Linked DNA regions of Homo sapiens: all the other regions are linked to region 3. A link is a loop called in an ENCODE intact Hi-C map of the cell type or tissue named here. Cell type or tissue: GM12878. All regions are shown on one strand.

Region 1 (8,000 bases), 210 kb before region 3:
GCACCAAGGCCCCCACCTGGACCAGAGGCCATGGAAATTCTAATTGGTTCCTGCGGCCCTTGGGGAAGAATGCCCAGGCTCCCTTCTTGATGTCAACTGACTTTCCATCCATGGAGAAGAAACATGTCTGGGTGAGACTGAGGAACACCTATGAACTTAGCTGCATTTAGAGAAACCAACTTGAACCTAGTCAGGCTAATACAGTCATCCTTTGGTATCTGAGGGGGTATCAATTCCAGGACCCCCATGGACACCCAAACCCCAGGATGCTCAAGTTCCACAGACAGCCCTCAACATTTGTGGAAACAGAGGGTCAAGGGTACTGTGCATGGAACCATATCAAGAGAGGGCCGGGCCGGGCGTGGTGGCTCACTTGGGAGGCCGAGGCGGGCAGATCACGAGGTCAGGAGTTCGAGACCAGCCTGACCAGCATGTTGAAAACCCCATCTCTACTAAAAATACAAAAATTAGCCGGGCATGGTGGCGTACACCTATAATCCCAGCTACTTGGCAGGCTGAGGCAGAAGAATTGCTTGAACCCGGGAGGCGGAGGTTGCAGTGAGCCAAGATCGTGCCACTGCACTCCAGCCTAGGCAACAGAGTGAGAGTCCATCTCAAAAAAAAAAAAAAACAAAAAACAAAAACAGAAGGCCGGGCCATGACAAGACCAGCCAATCAAGTTTTAAAGTCCTTACGGGACACACATTAAACCTGGAAACAGGAAGTAGTATTAAAAACAAGATTGAAGGCAAATTAGAAACCAAATCTGAAAGTAGTTTCAGGCCAGTCGTGGTAGCCCACGCCTGTAATCACAGCACTATGGGAGGCAGGAGGATGACCTTAGCCCAGGAGTTCAAGACCAGCCTGGGCAACATGGTAAAAACACTATCTCTACAAAAAATACAAAAATTAGCCAGGCATACTGGTCCACATCTGTGGTTCCAGTACTCAGGAGGCTGAGGTGGGAGGATTGCTTGAGCCTAGGAGGTTGAGGCTGCAGTGAGCCATGATTGTGCCACTGCACTCCAGCCTAGGTGACAGAGCCAGACCCTGCCTCCAAAAAAAAGGGCAAGTATGGCCACAGAAGGCAGTTTTCCAGTGAATAATTCACAAACTGTTTCTAAAAGAATGGTGCTAAGCTTTCTTCTCTTACTGAAGGAGCAGTAGTGGCCACTGACAAGTTTTTTAGAACCCAAAGTCCACTCAGTCAAACACAGCCCGTACCACATGATGGCCGGCACAGCCCCAAGTGAGCCCAGGGCAGCAGCTCTGTGTTGAGCTGGCATGGTCAGCAGAGCATCTCCTGAGAGGGCTTGGGACCGTGAGGAACACACCCATGGCTTGTCGCCTTAGACCATGCCCCACATTAATACGCTACATTTAGCATTATTTAGATGAAAAATCAGTGCTAGCTTCCTCAGTGTGGTTACAGCTGGAAACCAATTTTAAATGGCAACTGCACTCCAGGATCTCAATCAGCAGTTTGCCTGTTTGAGAGGAGTGAGGAGAGAACAAAATATGAAACAGGCAGAAAGTACCTGAAAAGCTCAGCATTTACTTTTTGGAGTGAGTGACCAAGGATAGAGCCGCGCCCATGTGCCCAGTGGTGGGAATGGGCACTGCCAACCCACTGGCCTCTTATCTAAGGTGAGAAGTGGGATCTGCACAGAGGCCCAGAGGCAGCATGGGGCAGGCACCTGGAGCCGCAGGCATGGGGGACCTCATCCTGTCTGCCACAAGAAACCAGGTAGCCTCAGGAGAGTGAAACCTTAACCTCTCTGAGCCTCCATCTCCTCTGCTGTAAAATGGGTACATTCACCAATAGGTCCTGCCTCCCACACAGAGTCACAGTGAGAAGTAAACAAAACAAGGCAAGAAAAAGTGCTCTGTCAATATGGCAGTGAGTTACAGCTGTTCTAAGGGGACCCAAGAGGAGTGCTGCGGCTGGGACTGGAGGGCAGCGGCACTCACCACTGTTGGCTTGTTCCAAACGGTCTGCAGGCAGTGCTTCACTGCCCCGCAGTCGGACGCCGTCTTCACATTCTGGCACCACACTGCCGAGCCCCTGGTGCATTCTTTCAGTCCAAGGACCGGGCCGGCTAGAGCTAAAATGAAAACCAACGTGAGGAGGTGGCCCATTTTGTAGCAAACCAGGTCGACCTGACTTATTTCCCCAGGGCTGAGGGCGACTGTCCTTGAGCTGGACTCTGCTACTCAGCCCCTCACCAAGCTGTATGGGACACCAGCCACACAGATACACGCCTGTCCCGGTCAAGAAGCTGGCTTGTCTGTCACAGGGCTAGAAGGGACTCATGTATCTGGTTCACGTTCATCCTCTCTAGCTACCTTTAAACAGTATCAGGGAGTATCAGAACTTTAACCTTAAAATGTTTCCATAAGTAATAAGGTATCATCATAACCTTAAAATGTTTCCATAAGTAACAAAAGAAACCATAGGAGAAAAGACTAACAAATTCAAATACAGGGAAGATTTTGACTTCTGTAAAATGGATAACAACTGTAGAATGAAGGGTTTTTTTAAAAAAGAAAAACAGGCTGGGCACGGTGGCTCACGCCTATAATCCCAGCACTTTGGGAGGCCAAGGTGGGTGGATCACGACGTCAGGAGATCAAGACCATCCTGGCTAACACAGTGAAACCCCATCTCTACTAAAAATACAAAAAAAAACAATTAGCCAGGTGTGGTGGCGGGCGCCTGTAGTTCCAGCTACTCGGGAGGCTGAGGCAGGAGAATGGCGTGAATCCGGGAGGCGGAGCTGGCAGTGAGCCTGGGTGACAGAGCGAGACTCCGTTTCAAAAAATAAATAAATAAATAAATAAATAAATAAAATAAAAATTAAAATTAAAAAAAATTCATACCCTTATAACATAAAACAATGGCCAGCTGCCGGTGGCTCATGCCTATAATCTCAGCACTTTGAGAGGCCGAGGTGGGGTCAGTTGAGTCCAGGAGTTCGAGACCAGCCTGGGCAACATGGCAAAACCTCATCTCTACAAAAAATTAGCCGGGCATGGTAGCACGCACCTGTGATCCCAGCTACTCGAGAGACTGAGGTGGGAGGATAGCTTGAGCCCAGGAGGCAGAGGTTGTAGTGAGCCGAGATCTCACCACTGCACTCCAGCGGTGAGCTACCATACCTAGCCCTAAAAATATTTTATAAACTGCCTTGAGAGTGCCTATGTTTCTTAAAACAGGTCCTTGATTTTAGAACCAAAAAAATGGGGAAAAAAATCCTCAGATTCACATCTCACTTCTAGCCCAATTATTTAGCTAGGAAACAAGAGATTACATCGGACTACACATAGAGGATGGTGGCATGAGGGTCAAACTCCAACAGGCATCTCAGTAGGGTTGAACAAACTTTTGCTGCAATAGATACTTGACCCAAGTCTGAGACAGAAAAAAAAAAAAAAAAAACAAAACACAATCACCTGAGAAACACACTTAGAACCTCAGGAATCTTGCTGTATGCTGCTTCCCTCTGTAAGCCAATTCTACATACGTGTGTAACACACATAGGAAACACGTGTTGTATAGGTCAGTACGTGTTCTTCCTCCAGGAGAGGGTAAGGAATGAACTGCTTTCTTTCATTACTACCTCCACAAGCTACTCACACAAAGACTGAGTCCCACAAAGCTCGAGTCAGATCACCTTCACCCCTTCAGACACAAGCAAATGAATTATTCATCTGCTGCCCAGATTATAGCCTTCCCTGTCCCCTGGGAGCAAAATCACAAACACGTCCAGTTCGCAACCTCAACCAAGCTGGCCACATTCCAGAGGCTGCTGGTTTGGACTCTAGTTTCCAGGGGAAAACATGTGCCAGATGCAAATCAGTACCAAGCTCCCCAGATGGCTCACAAAAGCTTAGTTAGCCCGCAGTGTAGCCAAGCATGGCTGGCGCCAGCCTCAGTTATAAATCTCAGGGGAGCGGTGGAGGGGAGGCAGAATTGAGTCATGAGGGTAAGGGCTCTGGGGACTGTGCGGTCACAGAGACAGCACAAATAGGAACCCCAGACCTGATGACTCCCACCACACCCTAGCAGGCCCTGGGCCCCTAGGACTCTGAAAAGGACCCATGATGACACCATGATACACTGCCTAGCCCTACCTCCAAATCAAGATGAACAGGAGGCTACCAAATGAGTCTCTAGGCAGAGGAAGGCAGAGTGATACACAGGGAAGCCAGAAGAGGATGGGCTCAGACCTCAGGAGACCAGAGCCAAGACAGAGGAGTCACCACCAAAAGCAGGGGCAAGTGACCAGCACCCCCGATTCTTAAAAATGCTCATCCAGTGTAATGTCCACCCAGCTACTTTCTCCAGCCCTCTCAGCAGGGAACTAGCTACAGCTGACCAAAATCTAGAGTGTTTCCGGAACACAACACACTCTCACAGGCCCATGTGAGAATACTTTGTAGGCTGCCTACTTCCTCTAGGAATGTGAAACAATAATCGTTTTCCATGATGACTTTGTTACTTGTTTTGGTCCGGCCAACCTGGACTGAAAATAATCTTGGGCAGCCCCTTGTATCTGAAACTGGCCCAGCTAATACAAACTGACTGTCACTTCCCAATCCATGACCTACTGAATGGCAGCAGGCCTCTTCCTCAGATCTGGAGGCAAAAAGATACGCATGGTGGAGAATTCGGTACGCCTATAAAGTCAAGTTCCAGCGTAAAACAGATTTCCGTGGACACAGGAAGTAACACGTAAATTCCAACTCCTAGAAAGTGCCTTCTTAGCAAGACACCCCCTTCTACCTCCAACCACAAGCCAAACATAAAGGTGCATGTTACAAAAACAGCCTGTGGTATGCAACGGATTCCATCTCCCAGGATGAACGACATGATGACATACGTTCATAGACTGCGTGTCCTCAGGGCAGGCACCACTGGGTGGTGCTGGGGAGCTCCCAGCCGCCAAGAGGTGCAAAGCCCACTCCCAGAGCAGATCTCCTAAGAGGGGATCAAACAGTGGGTCAGAACCTTTTGGGGACATGGATCCCTTTCCCAGAAACTTTATTACACACACATTTCTCCTAGCACTTGAGGAACTTCTCAGGTCCCAGCTGTGGATTAATCATAAAGCTCTACAGGCAAGGGTGGTTTTTCTCCACACAAGCAGGTAAACAACCCAGCTGAAGGCATGGCTACCAGCTCCACTGACTGCGCAGAGCCCGAGGCCCTCAGGCCAAAGAACAAATGAACAGTCACGATTTTCTTTACCCCAAAGAGCAGGAGGAACAGACATCTAAGTAATGGTGTGTGATCCCACGCATCGGTGGGAATGGGAGCGGCAAGGCAATGCTAACGGAGCCTTCCTCAAAACGAAATTGGAATTGGCACCTGCAAGATGGTGACAGAAAAGGCTGGCTACGTGGAGAGGGAGTGGGGAATTCCAGAACATTCCAAAGGAGTCCAGTTCTCTGTGGGGAAGGGAAGAAACTGTCCTGTCTTTTCAGGAGCGAAGCCAAGGGAAGTAGCGGCAGCCAGGCTGCAAAGGCAGACAGATCTCAGGTGCTTGGGGGAATGGTCTCACCTGCCCCACACACCCTAAGGTGAGGGCTCAACCCCGTGGGCGATACTGCAGGAAGCTTCAGGGATTTCTGGGAGGGACAGGACAGGCAAGCTCATGTGTGGGTCTCAACCACCCAGGCACAAGGTGGCAGAACTGAAGAGGAGGTGGGAGATACCAATGTCAGGCACCTAACTGGAAGGCGAATTCAAAAACGTCCACATGAGAAATGGAAGCAGCAAGAGCCAAGAGAGGCTAACACAGAGTCCAAGAGAACAAGATGGGCAAATGGCACTAACAGGGTTCCATGAGAAGTTGTGCAGACTCAAAGGGAAAACAGAACAGCAAGGGCCAATAGCACCAGGAGAGACACGCCCATGAGCAACGTGAGCTGCTCAGCAGAGGCCAGGGAGGGGAGGGCCTGGGGCCCCACCCAGAGAGTCCCCTGGAGGACTGGGGATGAGTGACGGGAGAAGGAATGTTTCAGAGACACGCGGTCATCTCCAAGGAGGGGGAGAATCCCGTACACCTTCCACCAGGGTGTGGAGCTGGTATGAGTGGCTCCAGACCACAGATCTCTGAACAATGGGTGCAAGGAAGCAGACCACAGCTCCAGGTAAAGAATGCATTTAACATCCACCCAGGGGCATAAAAAGAGAACGGATTAGCTGGACGTGGTGGTGCACGCCTCAGTAGTCCCAGCTACCAAGGAGGCTGAGGTGGGAGGATCGATTGAGCCCAGGAGGCGGAGGTTGCACTCCAGTGCCCCAGCACCACTGCACTCCAGCCTGGGCAATAAAGCCAGAGCCTGTCTCAGAAAAAAAAGAGAGAATGAGTGGCATCATTAGGTGATGACCTCACCAACAGTGGAAGCAAACAAGCAGAAACAAAATGCATAACTTATGAGCAATTCTATATAAGAGGGATCCTTTCAGTGGTGGGCTGAACTAAAAGAGCTCCGAGGAGCTCCAAGTCTTCACTCTAACAAGGCAGATAACATTTTCAGCATTTATAACTAATAAATAAACACTACCCAAAAACACTTTCTCGTGAGTTATTTCTCAAAACATGTGGCCAGCAAAGCCTTTAATCTCTATTCTCATCCTCCCACACCCTACCCCCAAATACCAGCTTCCTTCTCTGAGGCAGTATGCTGAACTCCAAAAAAGTTCTTAGAATGTTTGACCTCCTAAAGATTTCCAATTAAATGTGTCATAAAGACATGAACAGCACTCGGGGCAAATTGAGCACTTCACTTCTTAGTTCAAGGGCCTGGCAAGACAGCTTGGAACAACGGGCTCTTTTTTTTTTCTTTTGAGACAGAGTCTTGCTCTTGTCGCCCAGGCTGGAGTGCAGTGGCACGATCTCGGCTTACTGCAGCCTCCACTTCCCGGGTTCAAGCGATTCTCCTGCCTCAGCCTCCCAACTAGCTGAGATTATAGGCGCCTGCCACCATGCCCAGCTAATTTTTGTATTTTTAGTAGAGACAGGGTTTTGCCGTGTTGGCCAGGCTGGTTTCGAACTCCTGACCTCGTGATCCACCCGCCTCGGCCTCCCAAAGTGCTAGGATTACAAGCGTGAGCCACCATGCTTGGCCCCACAATGGGACTTTTTTAAAGACATAGATTTCAGGGCCATGTGCGGTGGCTCATGCCTGTAACCCCAGTACTTTGGGAAGCTGAGGCAGGAGAATCATTTTGAGCTCACAAATCAAGACCAGCCTGGCAACACGACAAAACCCCATTTCTACAAAAAATACAAAAATTAGCTGGGTGTGGTGGCAGGTGCCTGTAATCCCAGCTACTCAGGAGGCTGAGGCAGGAGAATCGCTTGAACTCAGGAGGCAGAGGTTGTAGTAAGCCGAGATCACGCCACTGCACTCCTGCCTGGGCGACAGAGCGAGACTCCATCAAAAATAAGAAAAACAAATAAGCCATTATTATTCTATGTATTTGTTGTTTACAGTCAAACCTAAGCCCAACTAATATACATACTTAATCAACGACCTCGCTTACAGAAAGGTCTCCCAACAAGTGTTTCCTGGCTTACCCCAGTGAGGATACCGAAAAGCCCAGTACACAACATAATCACCAAAGATTTTCTGAAGCAATCTTAAAATGACAGGACAACATTTCCTAGAATGTGATAAAACAATCAGTCTCATTATTTTAGCCATACAACATATGCTTTTCCTTTTAAATATTTTAGTAACATGCTAAGTACAATTTGAATCTAGCTACCAGAAAAAAAAAAAAGAGGTAACAGAAAATGCATGCAGCCTCCCAGTGCTGACAATCAGAGCCTACATTCCACAGGGCAGCAGATCTGCTGCCTGGGTAAGGCGGCACCATGGCAACAGGCAGGTTGCTAGGAAACCAAGAGAGGATAACCCCTGGAGGAGCGGCTTCTACCGCAGGGCATTTCTCAGAGGAATTCATGCACTTCCATCCCCTAAGAGCA
Region 2 (8,000 bases), 670 kb before region 3:
TATATAGCCAGGATTGGTAGAGATTTAGGGGGCTCCCTTTCCTCTCTCCCTTTAACCATTTCCCACCCCCTCAGGACATGCGTGACAGATGATAGGCAGGGGCCAAGGGTCCTCTCTGGTCAATGGCTGGCCACCTTTTTACCTCTTAAGAGGTTTCAAGATAATGATATCTGTGTAACTTCATGGTAAGAAGATAGAGCTCCATTCTGCTCCCGCCATGGTAACCCGAAGGTAAGCCAAGAGGCTCCATGTTGGGGTGTGTGTGTGTGTGTTGTGGGAAGCAGGCCTGAGAAGCCTAGATTTTTGGGCAGAGAACTACAAGAAGAGTAATGTTGCCTGCCCCTGTCCCCATCTCCATCCTGGAAGGGTGCAGGTCCTCAGCTGGCAGCGGGAGAAAGGCAGCTGGTGAAAGGCAGCAGCCAGCGACTTCACCACTTTGAGTTGGGCCCCTTCTGGTGTAGAACCTGGATCCCCTAACCTCCTTGGCTTGCCGCTAGCGTGTCATTATCCACGTTTTGCTCCATGTAAAACCCTCTTCCAACATCCCCTTCCTATTCAGACACTGTTTGACAGTGCAGAGACTGGTCCAGAAATGGGGTCGCTTGCCTCTGTGAGTCAAGCCTCTCCTGCTCCAGAAAGTAAGATGAGAATAGCTGCTCCCCGCTTGCTTCTTGGGGTCCTGGGAGGATGCAGCAGTAGTAGAACAGCTTTTGGTACATATCAAATCCTGCTGAACAGCTCATCTCACCTATGCCTGAGATGGCGATAATGCAGAGGAGGAATAGCGCAGGTGGGAGTACAGAAGTAGCAGGCTTGTGAGAGAGCTTTGTGAACTGCAAAAACCCTATCAGATATTAGCTCTTGTTATTATCCTGCTCTTAGATCCATTTGCACCCCATCCCACCTGCCCCACCGACCCTAAGAGAATCAGAGCAAATGCTTGTTATTAGACATGAGCACTGAAGGCTCCAAGGACTACTGCGGCCACCGTTTCTCCACATGTGGAAAGAGTGAAGTGCTGGTACTGTGCTGTGTGACTTTAGGTGCTACCAAGCAGAGTATTAAACACAGAACTGCAGCACGTCCAAGTTCTCCCCTTTTCAGTACGTTCAATCCTGATTACCCACAGGAGAAACTTGCAGTTTAGTGCTTGCATTCTTCAACACCTCACTAAAACTCAACAGTTTCCCTTTTTAACAAAGAGATCAAGGTTTTGCCCACTAGAATTGAAAACAATATTTTAATTTTCATCTCTTTATGTGGTTTCTTACTTTCTATTTACGCCAGGTGATAGTGGTTTTCCATTAAAGTAATGACATACAGATTTTAAAAGTAAATATAAGTAAATCAACTAAAAAAATCAATTTAAGAAGCACTTTAAAAAAAATGCAGGTGGTACTCGGACGTGACTAATATTATTCATTTCATAGGCAAGGAAATGGAGAATCAGGCAGGAATCCCCAAACCCCAGAGTGGTATAAGCTGACATTTAGGAAGAACACAGACGGCTGTCTCCCCTGAAAGCCAAACAGATACTCATGGGCCAGGTAAGTTCTCCCTTTCACATTTAGGACCCCCATTAACAAGAGTCTGCCTTTTGTGGTTGGTGTTTTCACCATTTTCATTTTAGCCAAGAAAAATAAGAACTTCTGGGGCCACTGATTGATCCCTTTAAATTGAGGGCAGAAAGCTGGCCATTTTTCAGAAGCGAAGAGCGTCAGCAGTGGTGTTAGGTATAACTAGAAGAGGGGGAAGAAGGGGCAAAAATAGAGGTGGGGCAAAGTGTAAACAGGAAATAGAAGACACAAAGCCAAACCAGCTTGAACATTTTTAAGGACTTGAAACTCCAGGGAGTGGTGGAAACAAACTCCAGATTGTTCCTGTCCTAAGTAAACACGGCAATGTGTCTCTTACAAAGCTCTGACCACAGCCACTCTTTGATACTGATAGAACTATTGCTTATTGAAACTACTATGATGATTTGCCCACTAACCTCCACTGGGCCCTCAGTAGCTGCCAGGCACCTGGCTAAGACTGAACATCCTCTTGTCAATCCTCACAGGAAGACTTGAAGTGAAAATTGCAGGCTCTGGACTTGACTAGCCTGGGTTGGAAATCTGGCCCTGTAGAGCTGTGTCAGAGCAAATCAAATTCTTCCCTGAGCCTATTTCCTCATTCATTATACCCATTCTACTAAATGCATGTAATAACTATTATACCTCTTAGATTTCAACATTAGACCATTTATCAGGGGTAGGAAGTAAGCAACCAATAACAATGTCACTTATTATTCACTGTTGGTATTATCAGTACCAGAAGGGCAAAGAAGCTTCTGAAGTTTGTCAACCTTAAATAATAAGATATAGAAAATATGACTAGCTATAGAGTTTATTCAAGCCCAAAGCTTGAGGATGGCCACCCAGGAGCATAGATTCAAGTTTCCCTGAATGTATATGCTGAGTAGCAGCAATTAGAAGTGGGTTTTTGTTTCTGTGTTTTTTTGTTTTGTTTTGTTTTGAGATGGAGTCTCCCTTCGTTGCCCAGACTGGAATGCAGTGGTGTGATCTCAGCTTATTGCAAACTCCACCTCCTGGATTCAGGAGATTCTCCTGCCTCTGCCTCTGCCTCAGCCTCCCGAGTAGCTGGGATTACAGGCACCTGCCACCACGCCCGGCTAATTTTTATATTTTTAGTAGAGGCGAGGTTTCACCATGTTGCCCAGGCTGGTCTCGAACTCCTGACCTCAAGACCTCACCCTCCCAAAGTGCTGGGATTACAGGCGTGAGCCACCGCGCCCGGCCCTGTCTTTTCTCAAGGTCACTTGGCCCAGTGTCACAGAGCTGAACCAAGATGGTTAGGCTGAGGGATAGGTCCCGAAGTGCTCAGATCTCCGGGCCTCAAGGCCCAGGCTGGGGTGGCACGGCAGGGGCTGATGGGGAGGTGCCCAGGCCGCCGGCGGATGCTCCCGGAAGATGCTCTAAGCTGCCGCTCCAGGTATCCCCTGGGCTGAGGCTACCTGGAGACGCCCACGGCAGTGACACACCAAGCGGGGTATGGCGAATCGTCAGGTCCGCAAAACCACCCAGTTCAGCAACTCATGGCTATGCCGAGCCCGCCGCGCTCAGCTCGGCCAGAAACAGCTCCTAGAGCCAGGGACTGGACCGCCCCCGCTGGCCTCTGGCAGGCAAACAGCCACCGGCCACGAAATAGATGGCCGCGAGGGCTTCCGGGAGCCGCGGGGCAGGCCGGGAGCCGGGCCGCACAGCCAATGCCCGCGCGGGGGCCGTCGGTAGTTACCCGGCAACGAGGTGGACGCCCAGTAGAGGGAGCGGAGCCAGTAGGGCTGGAAGAACTGGCAAGAAAGCCCTAGAGAGAGGCGACCTGCCAATTTTGGAAGCGGCTTTTTGTTTTGTCCCCAGATCACTCATTCCTACCTGGTCTTGGAGGAAGATCGTCAAGGCAAATGATAAGAAACAGAAATAAACCAGGGGAACAAATAATGATAAAAAAGATACTCATATTTGTTGAGCACTTACTGTCGGCCTGGCTCTTTGCAAGGATTACTTAATTTGATCATCTGATTTTGCTGTCCCAAGTTGTAAATGAGAAAATAGGAGTTTAGACAGATTAAGCATCTTGGCCAAACTACCTCAAACTAGGGAGTGTCAGAGCTGGAATTTGAACTTGGGTGGGCATGAACTCAGGTGGCTTGAGTTCTTAATGAGTCAAACCGTGGACACTCATTTCAGTTCAGCAAACCTAAATCTGTGTTCCTACTAGGCCATGCAGGGCCAATCCAGGTTTTATGGGGTCTGAAGCTTAGACAATGTTGGGGGGGGGGGTCCTCTTTTGGAAAAAAGAATAAAAAATTACAAATATAAAGTTAGGTACAAAAATGAACTTAGAATGTAAAAAGAAATCATAACAAAATATTTTTGCTAATTTTACAAAAATATACGACCATATGAATGCATAGCTAGGGACTCAACGAAGCCGTCTTTGACCCTTAGCTTCCCTTGAAATCCTTCAGTCAGATGTCAAACTACCTTGCAAGCTTCTCTGCGGTTCTCCTCCCACCCTGTCTCCCAGCCAAAGGACCTGAGACCCTAGCAACAGGCTTAATAGGGCTTTTCTGGCCATAGGAGCGATTTTAGCCTGAGTCAACTTGAGTGCCAGAGGGTGAATGCCCTCAGAAGCAGCTCCCAAATACTGATGAACAGGGAGTTGGTGGATAAATTCCCTAGCTTCCTCATCCCTCAAGTGAGATCATGCTGAGACACTTTGTGGTTCTTAGGGTGTAGTCCCAAACCAGCAGCAAACTGTACCACTTGAGAACTAGTTAGAAATGCAAATTCTTAGCCTACTACTACCCTGTACCTACTGAATCTAAAATTGTAGGGGCTGGGGCCCAGTCATTGGTGTTTTAACAAGCCCTCCTAGTGAGTCTGTGCTGAAGTTTGAGAACGACTGTTCTGCTAGGCTGTTCCCCAGAGCTCCCTTATGGGCTTGAGCTCCCGTTGTCTACAATGGTAACCTGCTTGATAACACATCTTTTTTTGGTCTCCTTCCCTTTCTTGTCTCACTTCCTCATTCTTCAGCTGGAGCTTCCTGAATTCACTTCTAATAAACGACTTGCACTTTAATCCTTGTCTGGGATCAGCTTCTAGAGAAACACCACCTTAGATGAGAACAACTAGGGGAGGTGTCATTGCCCAGTGAGGAGGAGGACGATGGCTGGCTTCAGGGAGGACCAAATGCTCTGCCAAATGCTTTGCTCTCATTGTCTGCTTCACCCTCACAATGCCTCAGTTGAGAGGGAGATGTTGCCCCCCAACGGGGAAACTAGGGTTTGGAGGATTTAAGTGGCTTGCCCAAGAATTTGAATCCAGGTCTGAGTCCAAAAGGTGAGCTCCTTACCAGTGAGGGCAGAGGGCCAGCCCATGTTTTGCTCTCTTGTCATTCCTCCTCTTCTCAGAGCAGGCAAGCGTTAAATGAAAATTGTAGGAGGCCATTGTTTTGGACTAAGTTTCTGAATTAGGCCCCAGCAGACCAGGCTAAAAATCCAAAGGGAGTCACCCATGCTAAAGTTCCATGGCACTAAACCCAAACTAAGTAGTTACCTGAAAAGAGGTAACAGCCAATGTCCCAAACAGGCCAGTTCAAATCTCAATGGTCACAAGAGTGAATCCCCTCTGCTTTATTCCTTATATGAAAGAAGTAGCGTTGAGTAACCTGATGCTAATGAATCAGTTGTTTTTCTATCATTCTGTCTCCCTGTCCCCACCTCGTGAGGGAAGTGGCTCTGAAGCAACTAATAGGCTCTTTGTTCTTCTCTTCTGTTTCCTTCAGCCCTCTCTGTCTATAAAACCAACTCCCTCTGCTCAGCTTATCAGAACACTTATTCTATTTTATGGAATGAAGTGTTGCCAGATTCTATAATTGCAATAAAGCCATTTGAGATCTTTAAGCTAAATTTCTTATCATTTTGTCTTTTGATACAGGGATCCAGTTTTGTTGTGAGGAGTGCTATAGGCTGGACACTTTGGAAAAATCCCGAGTGCACTTTGTGGACACTGCTGGCCTGAAATAGTGGGGCACACTGGCCTGAGAGCTCCCTGGCTCCCAGTGCCTAAGGTCCTTTACCCCATACTCCCTCAAGGTCCATCCCTATACCCTCCAGCCCACAGCATGTGACCAAGCATGTGCCCCTTAACCTGGAGCTGGAACCCTTCCTTTCACAGATACCTGGAAATTGAGCCAGATCTGCATCCGAGGGACACTAGAAGGGATGGGGAGGAGCGCTTACCCCTGAACTCTGTTTTGTCTCATGTTTGGAGGCCCAAGGTCATTTGGTTCTTCAGATTTCCAGCAAACTATAGCTCTCACTCCCTTCCCGCATGCCCTCACCCCACGGCTTTTACACTTAAGAGGAATGGCCCTGCCTTCTCTGGGCCCACAGCTCCTGTGGCTTGAGGTTCCAGCCGTCTTGTTAACAATTTTTCTCCCTGCGATGTAGGAATGATGGCTGTGTTAACAGGTCGGGGGGCGGTTGGGGAGACACTAACAAGATGATAAACCTTGGTATTTGGCTCTGCTGCTGACTTTGAGCGAGTCCTTTTTTACCTCTCAGAGCCTTATTTTTCTCATCTGTAAAGTGGGGAGTCCTGCTCCCCTCCCCTGAGGTTGTTCTAATGAGGCCGTGCTCATAGTAGGTAAATAATGTACACACACAACATGGGCATGCACAGCGATGGGTGCAGGTTGCAATTGGGACTTCCCTCTGTTCCCTCCATCACAATTGATGAGGGACTTTGGGGCTGATCTTGACTTCTCCAGGATCCTGGTCTCCCAGTAGGTTGCTAGTGATGCTCAAAAGGTAGGGGTCTCTCCCCAGGACACTGCCAGCCTGCCCTTCTGGGAGGAAGGAGACAGAAAGGGTTACTTTGGCAATCACGAGGCTTAAGGATGCCCCAATGCTTCACCCTGTCCCAAACCGACCCCCTACTCCCACCCCCAAGTCTAAAGTGGGTCCCTCTACAATAATCTCTCATCACGCCATTCATTCTTCCTTTGTGGCACTTATTATAAGTGCTAATTATTTATCAATATTTGTTTTTTTAAACAAAACTTTATTATGAAAAGTTTCCAACATTTACCAGAAAAACCCAAAACAGAACAGTATCACAGACTCCATATACCTATCACCCAGCTTCAACAATGATCAACTCGAGGTCAATCTTGTTTTATCTCTACCCCTACTCACTCCTGCCTCCTAGTATTAATTTGAGGCAACACATTTGTAAATGTTTTGGTAGGTATTGCTAAAAATAAGGGCTCTTGTATAAAACATAACCACAAATACATGTCATTATACATTTATCCAAACCCACAGAATGTACAACACCAAGAGTGAACCCTAATGTGAGCTATGGACTTGGGGTGATGATGGTGTGTCAGTGCAGGCTCACTACTGTATCAAATGCTCTGCTCTGCTGGGGGATGTTGATACTGTGGCAGGCTGTGCACAACGTGGGGGCAGTCTCTGTACCATCTTCTCAATTTTCCTGTGAACTTAAAACTACTCTAAAAAAGTTAAGTCTTAAAAAATAAAATCAAAAGAGCAAAGCTCCTGTTATTAAATCTAAAAAATGAACAATAATTCTTTGGTATGTGATTATTGTTAAATGTGTATCTCCCTCCACTGGGTTGGGAGCCTCATGAGAGCTTGCGTGAGGCCTACTAGGTCCTTGGTGAGTAATTGTTGGATGGATGGATGGATGGGTGGATGAATGGATGGAAGGATGGATGGATGGAGAAAAGGCAAAGGGAGCTGGGAGCCCACTTTGCTTTCCATGGATGCTGTCTGATCCCTTCAACACTGGGGTGTGATCACTGCCTTGCAGGTCCACAGACTGTCTCATCCTCTTGGATGTGAGCACCACCATGGAGCTGAAAACCTTTCTCAGTTTTTTTCGCTCCTAACCTGCCTTCCACAGAATCAGGCAAGTAGTCGCTAATCCTCTCCTGTTGGCTGCAGCCTGCTCCCACTGTGCAGCTAATTCCACCTTCCAACTTAATCATCATGCTTAGCACTTTCAATAAGGGCTTTTCATCTTCAGAGCACTGCTCAGCCATTAGCTGATTACTGTAATCTGTCCAACTCCCAAGACGTCAACCAGCATGGCAATGAGAGGCTTCCCTTATTCTCTTGGAGACTCAGTTTCCTCATCTGTAAAACTGGGTTAATATACCTAACTGGCATGGTCGGTGTAGGGTTTCAGTAAAATAAAGTCCAGAAAGTGTCTGGCACTGTCCTTTGACACCTAACAAGCCCTCAGTAATTGTTTATTATCTGTTTCCTGTATGGTGCAGAGGTTAACTCTCATTGGAGAGCCCAGAAAAATCTGGATTTGAATCCAGCTTCCTCCGCTTAAAGTTACATTTCCTGAGCCTCAGTTTTCTGATCTCTAAAATGGGGGTGATGGCACTGCCTCAGTTGG
Region 3 (8,000 bases):
GGGCAACAGAGCGAGACTCTGTCTCAAAAAAAAAAAAAAGAAAAGAAAAAAAGAAAGAAAAGAAAGAAAGAAAAATGATGAAAGAACCACCCCCCACAAAAAAATGAAAGGGAGACAGACAGGAAAGAAAGGAGGGCAAGAAGGAAGGAAGGAGGGAGGAAGGAAGGAAGTGCAGACAAGCCCCTGACCCATAGCACTGCACACAGCCTCTTCCCAAATGCCCTGGTGCAACCATGCCAGGACGGCCTGGAGCAGCACCTGCTGGCCACTTCCCTGGCCGCACGGTGCTGGCATCCTCCCTGCAGTCCAGCAGCCGTCCTCCACTGGCCATAAAGGCCCCTTTCTCTGGTGGCTGTTTGTGTTGGGCCCTACCCACCTCCACGGGCAGCCTCCAGACACTGCTGGCAGGCACGAGGACACAGTCCCTGCCCGCTGCTGAAGGGCCGCCTTTGTGGACACATGAACCAGCCGGCTGGTGCACCCTGGCCCTTGGAAGCCAGCTGCTTCCCCCTCCTGCTCATCCAGGAGGTAAACAGGACCGACAGCCAGCCTCTGCCACGTTCCCAGCCCCCTCCCCACCCAGCTCTGCGAGGTCCTGAATCCAGGAATGAACACACAGCCCCTGTTCTTCCTCAACCCACAACATAAGTCACTGCTTCTCTGGCCAGGCAGCATGTATCACAGGCACCACTGACGCGTGCTGCCTGGAAACAGGGCCCAGTCCTGCTTCCGCAGGCCTCCTGGAGCTGTGGGTGAGGCAGGACCGGGATCCGCCTGGGGCCACAGCTAGGGACAGTTCCAAGGTGTATTTCTCATTTTTAAAACACTGCATGTATTTAAACATGCCCTGCCTTGTTCCAGAGAAGATCTAAAGCAGCTACAAGGACACATCAGATGCAACCAGTGTAAATGAAGACTCGGATGAAATGCTCAGAATGACTTTTTTTTTTTTTTTTAAGAGACAGGGTTTCACTCTGTTGCTCAGGCTGGAGTGCCGTGGTGGGATCCTAGCTCACTGCAGCCTCAAACTCCTGGGCTCAAGCAGTCTCCCTGCCTCAGCCTCCTTAGTAGAGACTATAGGTGCACGCCACCACACCAGGTCGAGATTTTGAGTATAGTTTAAAACAGAGGAACATCAGAAGCCATGTAAATGTTCAATGATAGGGAATTGATTAAATAAATTACAATATAGCCACACAATTCAATTCATAATATTTATTATGCAGTGATTAATACTGAAGTTATAGGTATAGAACCTAATTAATTTACTACTTATGTATTTATAGAACCTAATGGCAAGTTTGTATGTATAGGCCTAAGAGGATTTTTCCTCAAAGGGAGCTAGAAGTCTCATGACCTTCTTGAAATGACTATGGCCTCCAAGAAGTCAAGAGTCACAGTATAAACTCTATGTATTGTAAAATCCCACTTTTACGTATGTGTGTAGTCTGGGAGGCTGTACCACAAACTTCAAAGTGTCCTTATCTCTGAGTATTAGAATTGTGTATTTTTTCATCATTCTTCTACCAGCGTGATCTATGCCCTTATCATGGTAAGCCACAACTGTGGCCATACATCTTCAAGCAACCAAAGCAAAACCAAAAATGTGGTCAGTTACTATTTCCCAGTGTTCATAGGAGAAAATAAGTGACTGCTTTTGGCATTAAAGAGGGTAGAGAGTTCTCTGGAGAGGCAGGGCAACTGGGAAGGAGGCTGGCTCATAGAGTGTGAGGACAGGGTGCAGGGAAGCCTCGATGAGGGGCTGAGGCATCTGCAAATATCAGACAATCCATCTGTCCAGGGGAACACCTGGCAGCCTCCCTCGGCTGGCCCCATTCAGGAAAGGGGCTGACTCATTTCTTCAAAATAGGATAGAGTGAGATGGGGTCAGACACTCGCTGTTCGCTTCTTCATAAGAAGGACAGGTAGCAACATCGCAAAGAGTCAGCCAAGAGTTGTCGACTGTCTGGCACAAGTAGAAGAATATTTGGAGGTTACTGAAATCAGAATATACAGAAAGCTGTTCACTCCACCCAAGCCTAGGAGGGCTTTTCCACCAACCTCAGAGGAAAATCTACAGAACATATTCAAAAGTGTTCCAAATATCTATTGCTGAGTCACAAATCACCCCAGAACTTAGTGAACTAAAGTTCACAACAGCAATCCTTTTATTATCTCTCATAGTTTCTGAGGTCCAGGAAATCAGGATGGGCTCAGTTGGGTGGTTCTGGCTCAGGAAGGATCTCATAAAGTTGTAGTCAGATGGAGGCTGGTGTTGGAATGGCTCAAGACTGGAACAGCTAGGGATGGCCGAGTGTCTCTCTTCATATAGTCTCAGGGCCTCTCCATGTGGTCTCTTCATGTGTGACAGCTTGTGCTTCCTAACAGCATGGCAGCTTCAGGATGGCTAGTCTACTTATATGGCAGCTCGGGCCTCCAAGCCCAAGTATTCTAACTGACCAAGCAGAAGCTGCATCACATACTATAGGCTAGGATTGGAAGTCATCCGTGTTACTTCCATTGCTTTCTATTGGCTATGAGCAAGCAACAGGCCCAACAGATTCAAAGATGCAGGACACAGACCTCTCCATGGAAGGAGTGTCAAGGTCACTCAACATCATGTAGATTGAGGGATGTTGCAACCATCTTTGGAAAATATAATCTTCCACACAGAGCCATCACCAATATCCAGAGCAGGTAAGAACAAACTGAGGCAAATGCAAGTCCCGAAACCTTTGGCCTTTGAACATTTGACATTGACACCCTAAGACTACCTTTTATCTACACCAAATTCAGCCATCATAGGCCTCAGTTAACCCACAAACACTTTGAGCTGTGATAGGCCCAAGTGTCGGCCAAGAAATGAGCTTTGGCAGTGGCCATCTTTGTCTGTCAGCAAGGCTGAGTTTGGGCAATTATTTAAATACACTGTTGAGGCTGGGCGCAGTGACTCATGCCTGTAATCCCATCACTTTGGGATGCCAAGGCGGGTGGATCACCTGAGGTCAGGAGTTCGAGGCGAGCCTGGTCAACATGGTGAAACTCCGTCTCTACTAAAAATACAAAACTTACCCAGGCGTGGTGGCACACACCTGTAATCCCAGCTACTCGGGAGGCTGAGGCAGAGGATCATTTGAACATGGGAGGTGGAGGTTGCAGTGAGCCGAGATCACATCACTGCACTCCAGCCTGGGTGACAGAGTGAGACTCCATCTCAAAAAATAAATAAACAAAAATAATAAAATAAAATAAAATACACCACTGAGTTTTACCCATACTATCTGATTTTTGAAAAATGAGTAGAGGCCGAGCACTGTGACTCACACGTGTTATCCCAGCACTTTAGGAGGCTGAGGCAGGAGGATCACTTGAGCCCACAAGTTCAAGATCAACCTGGGCAACATAGTGAGACCTCCATCTCCATTAAAAAATTTCTTAAAAGGTGGAAAACAGAAAAGTGGACCTACAGATGGAAATTATGGAAAAGGTGTTTGCTCCCACCCCTAAGACAGCTGAGGCTGAGACGAGTTAAGAGGGGCTCTCATCCGCCCATGTTGGATGAGAGTTAGCTGTGAGTTAGTTCTCTGGTGGAAAACAAAGAACAACAGCAACAATAAAAGAACAAATAAAACAATGTGTCTATCTAAAGTATTTTGGGATACAGTTATACAATGCCTGGGATTTGCTTTAAAATATTCCAGCAAAGAAACAAAAAGTACATAGAGGGACCAAGATTTGTCATGAGTTGCTAATTGTTGAAGCTAGGGGTGGGTACATGAGGGGTGTTTGTTTGTTTGTTTATCTGTTTGTTTTCTGAGACGAAGTCTTGCTCTGTCACCCAGGCTAGAGTGCAGTGGTGCAATCTCAGCTCACTGCAACCTCCACCTCCCAGGTTCAAGCGACTCTCCTGCCTCAGCCTCCCGAGTAGCTGGGATTACAGGCGCATGCCACCATGCCCGGCTAATTTTTGAATTTTTAGCAGAGATGGGGTTTCACCATGTTAGCCATGGCTGATCTCAAACTCCTGACCTCAAGTGATCTGCCCACCTCGGCCCTCAAAGTGCCGGGATTACAAGCGTCAGCCACCGCACCCAGCCATGTGTCAATTTTCTTAAGTTAATTGATTGATTCATAATCAAGAAAAGTCTTCAAATGGTTATTGTTGGCTGTTCCTTTCTTTTCCCTGTAGTATTCTTTTGCTGTTTTTGAACTTGTTTTGTCTGCCAAGGGAGCAGGTATCTTTAGTGGACAAGGGGTACCAGTCATAAAAGATTAAGAGACAATTATGGAAGAGTAAATGTTAAATAGAATGAATTTTGGTCATTAGCCTAATCCCAGACCTCCCCCGATCCCATCCACTCCCTGACTTGAAAAACCTCCGTTGGATTTCCCTGGCCACCTCCTGGGCCTGGTTGCCAGAGGCGTTTTCTGACGCAATGCCTAGCACGCCCTCTGGTGGCTACTGGCAGAAGTGCATAGGTCCGTGCTGTCTTTCTGAGCTCACAGAAGCCAAGTTTTAGAGCTTCCACTAGAGGTCACAAACTGGTTGCTCTACAGGCTGAATGCGACCTATAGATGTGCTATCTATAAAGCATGAATATAGGGACCAGGTTCTTAATATGTTACCAGCATTTAAAAATCTAGATATTTTACGTACAAATCCAGATTTCTGGCTTCTTTGGAAAGCCAAGTCTGACAATGACAGGCAGAGACCCGCACTCTCCAGTTACCCGTCTGGCCTCTGTGGTTTATGTTCAGTTTCTCCAGCACACAATCCCTGTAGTGGGCGGAATAATAAGTCCCAAATATTTGTGTCCGCCAGGAACCTTGGAATGTGACCTTATTTTAGAAATAAGATCTTTACAGATGTAATTAGTAAATCACCTGAAGATAAAATCATACTGGATTTGGGGTGGGCCCTAAATCCAACAATTTATGTCTCTATAGGAAGAGGGAGAATACCAGCTGGGTGCAGTGGCTCACATCTGTTATCCCAATGCTTTGGGAGGCCGAGGAAGGAGGATTGCTTGAGGCCAGGAGTTTGGGATGAGCTTGGGCAGCATAGCAAGACCCAGTCTCTACAGAAATTTTTAAAAATTAACCAGGCTTGGTGGCTCACACCTGTAGTCCTAGCTGCTCAGGAGGTTGAGGCAGGAGGGTCACTTGAGCCCAGGAATTTGAGGTTACAGTGAGCTATGATCATACCGCTGCACTCCAGCCTGGGCCACAGAATGAGACCCTGTCTCAAAAAAAAAAAAAAAAAAAAGAAGAAGAAAGAAAAAGAAGAAGAAGGAGGACAAGAAGAAGGATAAGGAGAAAGAGGAGAAGAAGAAGAATGAGGAAGACGAGGAAGATAGACAGGCACAGAGGAGAAGGCCATATGGAAATGGAGACAGCCTAGAGTGAGGCATCTGCAGGTCCAGGAATGCAAGGATGGCTGGCAAACACAGAAGCTGGGGACAGGCCTGGCACAGATCCTCCCCAAGAACTTCAAGAAGGAGCCAACCCCACTGACACCTTGAGTTTGAACTTTTGGCTGCCAGAACTGTGGAAGAATAAATTTGTGTTGTTTTAAACCACCCAGTGTATGGTCATTTCTCATGACAGCCCTAGAAAACCAACATGCAATCCCCAGGAAACCCTTGCCCTTCTACAACATCCCGCAAACAGGCCTCTGCTCTAAAGCCTCAAGGGAGGGAGAGCTCACATCTCCCAGCTGAGTGATGGACTAATCATTGGAAAGTTCTTTCTGCTAAACCGGTACACAACACAAACAACACAAAATCAGGCTAGAGTCTATAAAAAGTGGGGGGAAGTGTACCTGGAAAACACTGAAAAAAAGTGGGTTGAAACAAGATCATAAAAAGAAAGAAACCCTGCTGGTAGTGGGATCAGGGAGGGCTTCATGGAAGAGGTGGCACCTGAACTGGGCTTCAAGGATGGCTATGACAAGACAAGCAGAAACTGGTGGGAGTGCAAGGCATATTCCAGGCGATAGAGCAGTGAAAGACCCAGAGGAGGAACGTGTGGGTCATGCACAGTAACATTCATCCATCCCTTCCTTGAATATTTCTTCACCAAGCAGTGAGCAATGAGCTTAGTTGGATGAAGTTATGTGGCCAAGTGGGGTCAGTAGGTTGAAATGAAACAGCAGAGTCTAAATCTTTACAAAATCCTGGGTCCCCAAGCATGCTAAATAAAGAATTTGACATTTACACACCTCCCCAGGGGTTTTCCTTCAAGCTATTTCACTCACCTCTTGTATAGAGAGGGCTGTTGGTTTTGTGTCTTTCCAGGGTCCCTTCCCCTGGTAATAGACCCATGCCCTGGAGGCAAGCATGGGCACATGACTGGCCCAGACCTGGCCAATCACTGCATTCCATCCACCTGGCAACAGTAACGGATCCAATCAGGGTCCTTCCCTGGGATTAATATGCAGATTTCGGGTGCAACCAGCTCTCTCTGTCTGCTGGGGCAGTCTTGTTCCCTGCTACATGGAGACAGCCCATCAGGAGTCAGACAGAATGAGGCCAACAGGTGAAAAGAAACAGTAAAGCAAAGACGGTCAGCATGGAGGAGCCCTGGGGTGCTGAACTCACAGTTGCCATCCCCAAAGACCTGGTTCCTCAAATTCTTCCTTCAATTCCAAGACTTGCTGCAGGATCCCCATCTTCTGTGAGAGCCAATACATTATTTCTCTGTCTAAGCCAGTCAGAGTTAGGTAGGTGTCTGTCACTTGCAACCAAAGGCTCTTGGCTGGTACAGTCCTGTTTCTAAAACCCTGCCCCTGCTGACCAAGCAACCAGTGAAAGCAAAGGGAGACGGTGCCCATCCTGGCAGCAGCCCTCTCTCCGGTTCAGACAGGTCACTCCAGGGCACTTTCTGATGGGTGCTTAGTGCTGAAAAGGGTGACGCTGAAAAAGCACAGGGATGTGAATTGAAGTCAATTATGAATAGGGTAAGAGAAGATAACAAATCAGACTCTCTCCAAAGGACACACATGCCCACCCTCAGTCATTCCTTTGGATTACAGTTCTCTTTGAAATATAAGCTGGGACAAAAGTTCAAGAGGCAGAAAGTAGGCCAATTTGCCAAAATACCAAAATACCTTAGATGCAGCCACCAAATTTACTGGTGCAAATTTTGTAAATCAAAATTACTAAAAACTTGTTTTTTTAACTAAATATAACATTTTCAGAAATTCATGTAAAGTGTTGACATTTTGGTTTCCAACAAGAAGCAGCTGGGATATGTTGGCTTGGAAAAAATTTACAGAAAGATTCTAAAGGGAAAAGTAAAATTGTTTAAAGTAACTGAAGAGAAATGAATCTCCAACGGTGAGAAAAAGTACTAAGAGTGCTCTTAGATGTTTTATTTTATTTTATTTTTTATTTATTTATTTTTTGTGACAGGGTCTTGCTCTGTCACCCAGGCTGTAGTGCAGTGGCACAATCTCGGCTCACTGCAACCTCCACCTCCAGGGTTCAAGCAATTATCTTGCCTCAGCCTCCCAAGTAGTAGGGACTACAGGCCCATGCCACCACTCCCAGCTAATTTTTTGTATATTTTTGGTAGAGATGGGGTTTCACCACGTTGGCCAGGCTGGTAGATGTTTTAGACATGGATGATATTCAAATGACAAGTAGAGAAGGTAGCCTAAGGGTGATGTCAGGGCTGAATTGGGTCAAGATCATTCATTCATGCATTCATTTCAATGTATGTCCTGGTTACCCACGAGGCCCAGGCCTCAAGGATACAGATGTGACAAGACATGCCAAAGAACTTGGCAGGAAGCGCTTCAGGGAGTCAAGAAGATGCAACCCAGTTCTATATCCTTATAGATATATCGTATATCTAGCCCAGGGCAGGGTAGAGGCCTGTGCAAGGCCATCAAGGAGCAGAGGCAGCCTAGTTCTCTCTGCCTGCGGAGGTCAGGGAAGTCATGACATTTGAGCTGGGTTAATTTTTTTTTTTTTTTTTGAGACGGAATCTTACTCTGT

What was found. A loop is a pair of places that touch in the nucleus more often than their neighbours do. Peaks named below come from ENCODE experiments on the same cell type or tissue, not always from the same donor. Only the 100,000 strongest peaks of a DNase experiment are listed, where the experiment ranks them.
Region 1: a loop joins it to region 3, with 5 times the contacts of the local background. A loop is called at or near these places in 6 of 110 quality-filtered maps.
Region 2: it touches region 3 in a loop (7-fold over the local background); 4 of 110 quality-filtered maps call a loop at or near these places.

Annotation. Positions count from the first base shown.
Region 1 is chr10:71,832,401-71,840,400 of GRCh38, forward strand. It overlaps PSAP (prosaposin), which reads right to left. Exons shown (of 14, transcript NM_002778.4): 2 at 1,972-2,105. Among named protein-coding and RNA genes, the nearest start is that of PSAP, 15 kb to the right of the region's middle. RefSeq lists enhancers at 3,476-4,245, 4,063-4,132, 4,243-4,342, 4,246-5,015, 5,786-6,554. In GM12878, a CTCF peak has its summit at 4,921 (motif pointing right); DNase peaks (open chromatin) are centred at 741, 4,011 and 4,481; H3K4me3 peaks cover 2,110 bases; H3K27ac peaks cover 3,430 bases.
Region 2 is chr10:71,374,265-71,382,264 of GRCh38, forward strand. It overlaps a transcript of SLC29A3 not described here. Among named protein-coding and RNA genes, the nearest start is that of CDH23, 19 kb to the right of the region's middle. RefSeq lists enhancers at 2,363-2,923, 2,979-3,128 and a silencer at 3,259-3,328. In GM12878, a CTCF peak has its summit at 3,287 (motif pointing right); a DNase peak (open chromatin) is centred at 3,233; H3K4me3 peaks cover 1,143 bases; H3K27ac peaks cover 1,142 bases.
Region 3 is chr10:72,044,243-72,052,242 of GRCh38, forward strand. No RefSeq gene overlaps it. Among named protein-coding and RNA genes, the nearest start is that of SPOCK2, 40 kb to the right of the region's middle. In GM12878, CTCF peaks have their summits at 259 (motif pointing left) and 4,484; a DNase peak (open chromatin) is centred at 4,499.